2 separate regions of the Mus musculus genome follow, and region 1 is linked to region 2. Evidence: chromatin loops called from intact Hi-C (ENCODE). Cell type or tissue: gastrocnemius. All regions are shown on one strand. Each heading gives the region's core, and the rest is flanking DNA. Links, peaks and the distances in the headings are about the cores only. Region 1 has its middle 53 kb from the start of Gm34145. Region 2 overlaps Adgrd1 (adhesion G protein-coupled receptor D1).

The links. Peaks named below come from ENCODE experiments on the same cell type or tissue, not always from the same donor. Only the 100,000 strongest peaks of a DNase experiment are listed, where the experiment ranks them.
Region 1: a loop joins it to region 2, with 2.2 times the contacts of the local background. A loop is called at or near these places in 10 of 42 quality-filtered maps.

What each region holds. Positions count from the first base shown.
Region 1 is chr5:129,358,497-129,363,874 of GRCm38, reverse strand. No RefSeq gene overlaps it. Among named protein-coding and RNA genes, the nearest start is that of Gm34145, 53 kb to the right of the region's middle. In gastrocnemius, for the core only: no CTCF peak of the experiment used is centred there; a DNase peak (open chromatin) is centred at 2,163.
Region 2 is chr5:129,175,495-129,180,872 of GRCm38, reverse strand. It overlaps Adgrd1 (adhesion G protein-coupled receptor D1), which reads right to left. Exons shown (of 25, transcript NM_001347486.1): 16 at 2,721-2,824; 17 at 1,593-1,704; 18 at 1,177-1,330. Among named protein-coding and RNA genes, the nearest start is that of Gm46923, 62 kb to the right of the region's middle. In gastrocnemius, for the core only: no CTCF peak of the experiment used is centred there; DNase peaks (open chromatin) are centred at 1,321, 1,551, 2,447 and 2,811; H3K4me3 peaks cover 387 bases.

The DNA of each region.
Region 1 (5,378 bases), core at 165-5,164, 180 kb before region 2:
GGGCTGGCTCGGCTCCTCACTACTGAAGATGCCTCTTTGCTTTGCCTGTCCCAGAATGCCACCCCCACAAGGCCAGTGTCAAGCAAGCCTGACATCTCCAACATCAAGTCCACCTCTGAGTGACACCTAGCTCAGCCCTCAACACTGTTATTGTCCCTTACTGCCACTGACCCTACATAGTGCCTCGTGTCCCAGGAGCCTCTCCTTCACTCGCATGGATGACCCATCTGTGGGTCATCCCCGAGACCTCACTGAGCGGTTGGGCACAACCTTCTTGTTGCTATAGCTGGGGCTCTAATGGTGGACTACAAAGAAAGGTCAAAGAGGCTCTGTCACCTGAAACACCTGGACACTCACATCCTCACATCACAGCGGGCAGTGACCTCGTGACTGTGATGTCATCCTGCCATCACAAGCTCCTGCTGCTCCTCACTAGCGTCCCCATCCTGAATGTGAGCTCGGGCCCTGTGCACAGCTGGGAGATACCTACTTTAAATGAAGCAAATTGGAGCAGAGTGAGCCTGTCTTCCCTGAGGCCCGGCTGACACCGGCTCAGCCCGGCTGACACCTGCTACCAAAGGACTCGCTCTTGATTTGATCTCTGCTTTGTTACTTTGTCTTTCCTCATAGCCGATCTGTCCTCTGAAGCTGCAGTTTTCCCACTGACAGGAGGCAGGACTCGGAGTCAGAACAGCTTGTTTAATAGTCGGCCCAAGCTTCTGTAGTGACAGCTGAGAGAGAGAAGCCATTCCCCTAGGAGTCACAGCCCAGCCGTGGGTATTCCGGCAGCAGTGACAGGCCAGCCCTGGCAGAGGATGACAGGGGGTCTCCCCTGACCAGTGTGAGAAGCAGGTTCACAGTGCTGGCCTTGATCTGGCCATGCCCACAGAAGCTCTGATTAAAGGACCTGCCTACTGGTCCCTATCCCGAGACAAGTTGTAGTGGCTCAGTTTGGAGATGAAGAAACTGAGTCACATCACACTGCCACCATTGTCACCGTTACTGTCATTATAGCTACCCCTCCTCCTCCTTCTCTCTTTTTTTGCTGAGTGTCCCTTAGATATGTCATCAATTTCTCTGCGAAAGTGGAGTCATTTTTTACAGAGGTTTCACTTAAATTGTCTCTAATTTAAAACCCCTAAATATTCATGCATTAATCAGATACAAAGACAGTGTACTTAGTTACTGTGAAATTAAAGTGGAATCACTTAGGTGAACTAGGAAGATAAAAAGCTGGCCCATTTGTTATAAATATGCATATATATGCACACACAAATGTTTTATATATATACAAATATTATACATGTATAACAAATGTTATATATGTAACAAATTATATACATATATACAAAACAAATAAAAATATATATGTATGACTCTGTGTCTGTCTGCCTACCTCTCTCCCTGTTTCCCTGTCTCTTTCTCTGTCTCTCTGTCTGTCTCTGTCACTCTGTCTGTCTCTGTCTCTCTCTCTGTCTCTCTCTGTCTCTCTGTCTCTGTCTCTGTCTCTCTTTGTCTCTGTCTCTCTCTCTCTGTTTTGAGACAGGGTCTCACTATGTACCCTGCATGGCCTAAAACTTGCTATGTAGACCACACTGGCTTTGAACTCACAGAGCCCCACCTGCCTCCGCCTAGAATCAAAGGTGTGTGCCTCCATGTGCAGCTTCCCTAGTAGCATTTGACCACATTATTTCTAGCGTCATTTTCAATACAAATCATGTCACTTTTCACCAAACATAGGACAGATGAGCCCAGAACAGCTCCTAGCCATTGTTGGGAAGTCTGTGTGAGGTTTGCAAGCCCAGACCCCATTTTAACTGAATGCATCTTTGCCTTGCTTGTGTTTGCCATAACAGGGAATCCACGATGGGGCCAGAGGCTCCCAACCTGTGCTCCCTGGTTGTCAGTGGGTAAGTCCTCATGTTTCTCTCCTTGCCTGCAGCTATGCTCTCCTGCATTCCCCTGGGACCCTTCTCACATAGCTCACAGTGTGTGAATTGTCCCACTTACTCCCCTGTCACCTTCCCGAGGACTTTGCTACACTAGACTTTGAGCTGGCTACTGAGGACCCAGGACAACCTCACTGACACTTACAGTCATCAGCCTCCCAGATTCTCACATAGCCAATGAGGCACTGTGTATCCCAGGCCCCATGGAGACACAGCAGATGGGAGACAGCTGATGCCCAGCAGGTATCCGCAGGAGCCAGTCTTCATCCTGGTGAGTCAAAAACAAACCCTTCTGTCTTTGTCACAGTTTCCATTACTGTGAAGAAACACCATGACCAAGGCAACTCTTATCATGGGCAACATTTAATTGGGGCTGGCTTACAGTTTTGGGGGTTCAGTCCATTAGCATCATGGCGGGAAGCATGGCGTCATGCAGGCAGACAGTGCTGGAGGAGCCAAGGGTTCTACATCATCTTGATCAGAAGGAAGCCAAGAATCTTTCCACATTGGGCGGAGCTTGAGCATAGAGACTGCGATGTACTTCCTCTAACAAGGTCACACCTCCTCCAACAAGGCCACACCTCCTCCAACAAGGCCACACCTCCTAATAGTGCTATTCCTTATGGGCCAAGCATTTAAAAAAATGAGTCTATGGGGGCCATACCTATTCAAACCACCACACCTTCTGTCTTTAATACCTGCTTCTCCCTGGTATTTTGTCACAGCAGAAGAAAGGTAACTAGTATAGCCAGCCGCCTTCTCTAAGCAAATCTGAACACGGCCTGAGCAAACAGCAGATGATGACACTACATCCAAAGACTGGTGCTGCTCATGTGCCTGCTCTCCGCCTAGGGAGGAGAGCGTGTCTCCATTGATAACTGGCTTGGTTGAACTTTAGTCCTGCAAAATGTTAGAGGAGATGGTGATGTACAGCCCTAGGGCTCAGGATGCCCCCCCCCCCGTTTTTTTTTTTTTTTAACATTTGTCTTTCTACCATGGGAAGATGGCAAGAAGTGACATCCTAGCCATGTGACCATGGATGGAAAGCACCCACCAGGAACACTCCTTTCCTCCACAGGACACTGAAACTTGGGACAGTTTGTTACTTGGCAAGAACACATATGTCCTGATTGACTTCTGTCCACACACAGCCCCGACTTCCTCGGTCGGACTGTGGCGCCCAACCCCTGCTGACCCAAGGTATCTACCCTTCGCGCCTTGCCTAGTGTACCTCACCCCTTCCCGGCTAGTCTTTCCCACATTAACTCACCTCTTTCACCGTGCACACCTCCCCCTGAATACCAACCCCTCCCCCACCCTGCACCATGGTCCTGTGATCCTGTCCCTACCCACCAGGGCTTATAATCTGGGACCAGCCCACCCTGCCCCCGGATATGTGTGTGCCTTTACTGCTTCAGTCTCCTGTCAATCCTTTGGCTACTTCTGCTTGCATCTGAGGCTATGAGGTCCCAGTGGCTAGTTGGGGCTGGCAGTGGTGTGTGCCTGCCCTGAGCTGGGTGCCAGACTGAGCAGAGGCAAGAGCGGGAGATGTGTTTCTGCTCAGGACAAAAGAGCCAGAGGACAGAGCTTGCCTGAGGCATGAGAGAGAGAGAGAGAGAGAGAGAGAGAGAGACTCTTTGTTGTTCAAATTCTGTTTTCCAATTGAAGAAATGTTCACACTCTGCCAGCCACAATGTTCCCTGGCCAGAAAGACCAAGGCACTAGCTCTGCCCCTAACAGCAGCAGCTCTAGGATGCTGACTCTACTCAGTCACATGCCTCTCCCATCTTTGGTCTGAGAGTTATCAGATGAAAAAAGATGACTCAGCAGGTGAGGGCCCTAAGGTTGAGGGTGATTAGATTCTCCTCCCTAATCCCTCTACCCCTTTCTCTCTGGTTCCCCGAGGAGGCTCGTGGCTATGCGTCTGCCACAGACTCTTGTAGTACCAAAATTGCTGGGTTCACTTTTCATTCTCCTTGGTCCTCAATGAAGCCGGAGAAACGCAGAGATCAGGCATGACTGGATAATGCTATCTTCACCTCTCAGGGCCAGCCAGCCACAGACTACCACACTCCTCCCCGTCACTGTTAAAGGGAGACTTGTATACTGGCTGACACCTGATCTTTGGAGTTCTTTCATGATGCTTTGGGGGTGCTGCGATTTGGAGGTGAGCCACAAAGTTTGCCGTTTGAAGGGCTGGCCCGTGTGGTAGATCTAGTCATTTGAGAGGTCATGGGTGTGGGTATCAGGAACCGGTTTTATGGTTACAGGTAGCCTCTGAATCCAGTGATGATGGATAGGTGATAGGGACCAGCACATCTGTTGCCATGGCAATCACCATGCATTCCCAGTGTCCATTTGGCTTACCTCCCACCTTTACCTTCCAGTGGTTACGTCACAGCCTTAAAAAAGGCAGACCCTCTTGACCTTTTCTGTCTCTCTGTTTCTCTCTCTGTCTCTGTCTCTCTCTTTTCTCCTATTGTCTCTGTCGCCCCTTTTCGCCCCTTTCCCCCACATTAAATCTCTTTCATGTGAAACTGCACTGGCCTGGTGTGGTCTGTCTGGACTTGAGCCACAATTCCGTCACAACAATGGGTCATAGAGACTCTGACCTGACCAGTGGATTGATCCACAGGTGGGTTCCTATCTGTCAGTCTTTTGGACCTGATAGGAACTCGGAGGTAGGGACACGGTCACTAGGATGTGCTCTGGAAGGGGACATCATGTCCCCGGCCTGCCTGTTTTTGTTTCTCTTCTTCCTGGCTGCCATGAGATGAGCAACGTCCCCTGTGCCATGCTCCCGACATGAGGCTTCCTCCCCACAGCCCCAAAGCTGTGAGCCAGCCCACTGAACACTGAAGACAAAGGCCGGGAGCGAAAACCATCCATCCTCCCTATGAAGTTTCCTTCTCAGATGTTTGTGATGTCAGCAGCAACTGACTGATCCAGACCATGCTCATTTCCCATCATCCTATGTGGTCTCTCACCAGATGTTCTAGGGCTCAGAGTCTATCTGACTCTAGGTCAAGGCAGTGTTGGAGAAGTGGTGGGGGCCTGGCCAGTCAAAGCTCATCCTATGGATTCTAAGACTCCAGGACTGAAGAACCGGATGGATGGCAGATTATCAGCTGGGCCTATGCAGAGGGTTCTGGGCTATGACACACACCCCTACCCACCCCTTTGAGTCCCATTTTCTGGTCCCTGCCTCCAGCCACCAGAGGTCTCCAGATCCTGTCAGCTCAGGTTGTGATAGTGTCTGTTTCTCTTCGAAGTTGGCCCAGGCTAGCCTCTAGTGTCACTAATACACCTCCAAACCAAGGGCACAGTCTGGAAAGCACAGCTGTAGTCTATCCTGGGGATGTGCTAGGGACTGGTGGCTGAAGAGATGGCTGCTGCTGCTGGGAGTCCTGGGTCTCTGATGGACCGCTT
Region 2 (5,378 bases), core at 261-5,260:
AGACCTACACACAATGACACCAATAGCTTATGAAATTATAAGCAACGGTGGAGTTGGGTGCCCTCCTCTTTTCTTTTCTCTCAATTGAGTTAAAAAGCAATAATATCAAATGACATTTATAGAGCTGCATTATTAGGTCCATAACAAATAGAAATGTAATAAGCTTCCAAGGTACACGGGAGGGAGAGAGGGAAACGCAGTGTGGGAGCGTGGTGACAAGACCAGATGGCAATTCAGACTGCAGGGACATCTGCAGAGGACCAGAAGACCAGACATGGTACGTCCGATGGATAACAAGACACACCCTGCAGAGACACACCCTCGGTCTCCTCTCTTGGCTTCTGTTAGAGAGGGGAGGTTGATAAAGAGATACCATAACCCTTGGCCCCCCATGCAGTTGTGATATGTGTAGCAATAACCACAGAAAAAAGGGGATAAAGTAATAGAAACACTTAACAGCAACGCTTCCCCGTCTCACTGTAATTTAGTGAGAACATAAAATAGATTTTAATATGCTGAAATGCATACAGTATGTGCGGGGGTAACCGCTAAAGAAAACGACCCAGGAAATACAAGGTGAGCTCATTAAGAGTATTAAAGCGCCACACAGGAAAATACCCACTTAAGTCAAAGGAAGGCAGAGAGGGAGCAGAAACAGGAACGGGCCAAGTGACGTCAACATCTCACTTCAAAAAAAAAATGAGCAGAGCAAACAGAGGAAAGACCTAGGTCAGAATGGAGAACTCGAATGTCACCTTGAACTAGCTAAGCCTGACAGGGTTTGAACACGCTGTCCAACAGCAAAACACAGACTCTTTCCAAGACAATGGTATATTGATACACCATGAGTCACGCTGACCAATCCCATCTCCAGCAATGTCCCTCCACACCTGATCCCCCCCCCATCCCATACCATCTCCACCTAAACCCAACCCATCTCTAGCTAAACCCACCCCATCTCCATCTAAACCCATCCCGTCTCTACCAAACCCTGCCCCACAGTCACCTGCTCTGCCTCTCTGCCACCAGAACCCATTCCATTCCATCTGCCCCATCCCTACCCGGCCCACCTCATCCCTCCCAACCTATATTAATAGGTCCCACCCCTGCCATCTGCCCCACCCCTGCCACACACCCCAGCCTATCCTTGCCCTCTGCCCCTCCCCTACTACATACCCCAGCCTATCCCATAGTAGTAGAGGTGCTTGCTGTCCTCTGAGCCGAAGACCTTTATCACCATGCTGTAGAGATGTAGTCCCTCCACCAGCATCCAAGCAAAGGCGGTCAGGAAGAAGTAATGTAGGAGGACAGCCAGCACCTGGCACGGGACCTGGTAGCCAAGCAAAGGTGCAGGGTGAGACCACGGGGTACATGGGGGGGCCGTGCTGAGGCTTTGCTTACTCTTATTTATTCCCAGGACCTCATTTTATTCCTGGGGAGGCAAGGCTCAGTTTCTCAGGCCAGAGTTCTACAGCCCGTGTTGCTGCCACTCCCCACATGCCCACTGCTACTCCCCAGCCATGCCCACTGCCACTGCCACTGCCGTGACTCAAGAAGAGACAGCTGCCGGCCGAGGGTCAGCACCCACTCACCGTGCCAGGCTCCATGCTGAAGCTGATCAGCAGCAAGACCTGGGCTACCAGGACAGCGAAGGACAGGTTGGCGTGGATGTGGTAACGCTGGTTCCGAATGGTGCTGACAGAACTGAAGACAGAGAGGCGGGTGTAAGTCCCGGAGCTCAGCCTCGACATCCTACCCCCACTCGGGTCCCCTCTCTACTTCTCTTTGAGAAACCATGAGTATCTTCATAGCTCCTACCCCTGCCCATGCCATAGCTCCCTGCTTGGACCCTGGTTGTTCTGGGCTAGCCTCCTACTTCCTTTCATAGTTCCAGCCACTCTGCACAGCCTGAGCCCTTCCCGGAAGTTCAGTGGCTCCTCTAACCTCCCTGGGCCCTCTTCTGTTTCACCCTTTCCACTGTGAGGGATGGGGTGGGGGAGATGGAGGGAACTAATTGAAATTCTAAATTAGAACCTGCAGAAAATACACCCCATGACGTCATGGGCATCATCGAAATTGAGGGCAGCAGGAAGGGAGGGCGCCTCTTGGATACAGGAGGGTGGCTACAGGACCCGCCATTCTTTTATGGTCATTCCTGGCAGGGCTCTTCCTGGAGGCCTGGATGACTACCAATAGGGAGGGCTTTCTGGCCTCCCACCCTAAGATGCTCACCTCTGCACTGTCTCCTTGTGCGTGGCAGACTGCTCGAGAAGGCATTTATTTATTCTTTGGCTTTCTTGGTTATTGATGGGCCCCATCCAAAGGCATTTATGCATAACTTGGCCTCAAAACCAAGCACCATTGCTTGCTGATGAGGGTGCAGTCAAGGATGTATGTGCTAGCTCTCGCCTGGCTCAGATCCCACCGGAACTCAAGTGCCAAGGTGGGACTTTCCAGACCTTTCTGACATGTCTAAAACCTGCTGACCCTACCCTACAGGCCCTGCTATTTCCATTTTTTCTGCACCTCAGATATGAAAGTGAAAGTCACCGGAGAACAGTCACATAGTCACATCTGTACCCCTACTAGCTAGGACGCATGCCCCCGCCCCCCCAAAGGGTCTTCAGAGCCAGACAGAGGAATGGCCAGAGTGACAGGAAACACTTATATTTCCAGTAACTTTCTAGACTTCCTGGGGACACAAGGAGAGGGTGACTCACGACAGTACTGCGAAGGTGACCAGGGTGGCAGCCAGGCAGAGAACTGACAGAGAGCAGCCAACGTAACTGATGGACGACAGCGCCACCTGGTGTCCATGTGTGAGCTGCGGGAACAGAAGGAGATGTGGGAGGCTGGCCTTCCATCCATCCCATCCCCTGGCTGGGATGGTGCCAAAGTGGTTACACCCACAGTGCTGACCTTGTAATGCCAACCTCCAAGACTTGCCTCACAGAAAGAGGGCTACACCACACTGGAATTCAGGGTTGGCATTTCCCGTGCTCTGGGTTGCTCCGTTGTATCCGCTGTGTTCCCCACTTAAGCTACCTGGCCTGTATTACCACCATACTCCCAGCCATGTCTGAATGGGTGATCTAGGATGATCAGAGATATGTGCCTCCTCTGGCTATGAAATTCAGAGAGCAACAGTGAGGGGCTTGAGGTGGGTACCAGTGGATGCACAGACATAAGGCTAGGAAAACTACACACAGCATGCTGGGTGAGAGGATCACTTCCAGGTCTCTTGTCCTCAGTATCACTAACCCCCAAATTGACAGTCACTATATACTTGCCTTCACTGGCAGGCACACACCAGCCCTTGGGACCATCTCTTAAGTGGGCACCTATGTGGTCACCTGGACTGACATCTGTTGTGACAGACCATCTTCCATGCAATACAAGACATATGTAACAGACTATGCATCCCACTGGAGCCCAGCAGCCTGGGCTTGATGTTCTCATCCATGCCTCAGCATCTGGTACCTGGCCCTGTTCTGTTAAGGCTGGGTTTTTGGCTCTACCGGATGGTGTCCCAGCTCTGACGGAGGCTGAGCTTCCCCCTCATGCACTCTCTGGCCCTGGACAGAGCCTAGATACAGCCAGGCCTTGAGAGCCACCATGGTTCGCTGGGCGGCTCGAGGTTGGCGAGTATCCCTCATCTCAATCATTTGCTGACCACAGGCAGGAGCCTTACTGGGGCTGAGCCCAGGCTGTCAGCATTCTGTGTCCTATGGAAATGGATACACAATGCAGGTACAGGTGGGCATGAACATCCCAGCTACTGTGGAAGGATGGAGATGCCATGACCCCCTCACGGAGTTAATTAGACATCGAGACTAGGCCTTCTGCAGCTCAGGTCACCCCATGGGAGAGTCCGATAAGGAATCTGGGCCTCAGATACTTCCTACCAGGACCCAGGAGTCTCTCTGTCTCCCATCAGCCACCTGGCTTACCAGGGAAATGAGGTGCACAAGTCCTTCACAATGAATAAAATTCAGGACTTTTTCATCAAAAGCCAGGAGACTCCTCAAGGTTGATAGATTGACTAAGCTGCCAATCACAACAAGGAGCTACCTTCCTGGCTAAAGGACAGAGTCTAGTCCCTGGAGTCCTGGTGGGAACTGCCACCACATCAGGATGCAGCCACTCTCCTGAGAGATACCTGTAGCCCACAGAGACAAAAAATAGGCTCTTTCCCCATTATCTGTACTGGCTGTCAGGAACTAAGATTAACCTATGATACAAAGCCAGGCAAGGATGGAGGTAGGAAATCCAAGGACCAAAGACACAGGGCCAGGTGTGGTATAGATTCTCAGGACTGAGTCCTTCATGTCACACCAGATACCAGGAGATAAGGACCCCCTCCCTTTGCTGGCAGATCCTGACCCCAAAGTGCTGGGGGGCAGTGGTAACTGCTGGCAAAGTCCCCTTTATCCCCTAGCTCATCTCAGAGGCTTGAAAACAGCCAGATAGGCTTTGACATTGAACTTTTGTGGGTTTCAGGCCCAGCAGGGGGATTTAACTAACCTACAGCACTCAAAAGGAGAATTAAAGGGGTGTGTGGAATGGCTGGAGAGACAACTACCACTGAAGCAGGTCCCCACGGAGGTCAGAATCCTGAGGGGACACGTGAAAGGGGCTGGTCTGTATGCACCTAGTTGGAGCAATCTCCAAGATGCACCTACTCATTTGTAAGAAAGGAGCAATCTTCACCCTTTGTTCAGAGAACAAAGAGGTGCTTGCTGCAGGCTCAGAAGGCTTGTCGGTGGTGATGGAAACCACCAATGGAGAGGGAGGTGGCTCTGTGTGTGTGTGTGTGTGTGTGTGTGTGTGTGTGTGTGTGTGTGTGTGTGTGTATAATCTCTACAAAAATCCACAAAGAATTCCTCCACTATCTTATGCCTCTTCCATCTGGTTCTTGGACTCCTTTGGGGCTCCCTGCCCATAAGGAAACCAAAACTCAGACTATGGTACACTTCCACCTTCAAGCCTAGGCTGCCCATGCTGGCCAGTCCTTTGCTTCATTTTTTTGGGCACTGTCTCATCTAACCTGTCCCTGCACCTAGTCACCAAGCCTACCCCTTACCCCATGGAGCAAGACCCCCATTCTGAAGGCAGCCTCCTCCTCAAATAGGATCCCAGAGGAGACAGCTCCCCACCCCCAGCTTCAGAGCAGCTGATTCTTAATGAAGATTCTGGAATAAGACTGGTGGACCCCAGAGTAAGGACCTAGGGTGGGGCTCCCCAGACGTTACCTGGAAGCCTTTTATCTGCTCTGTCCCAGAGTCCCTCCTCTCTCCTCCCCTCCCTGACTTTCCTAGAAGCAGTTTACACTGTCCTTTCTGATGTGACTTCCTAGGCTCACATCCATGGCCCAAGTG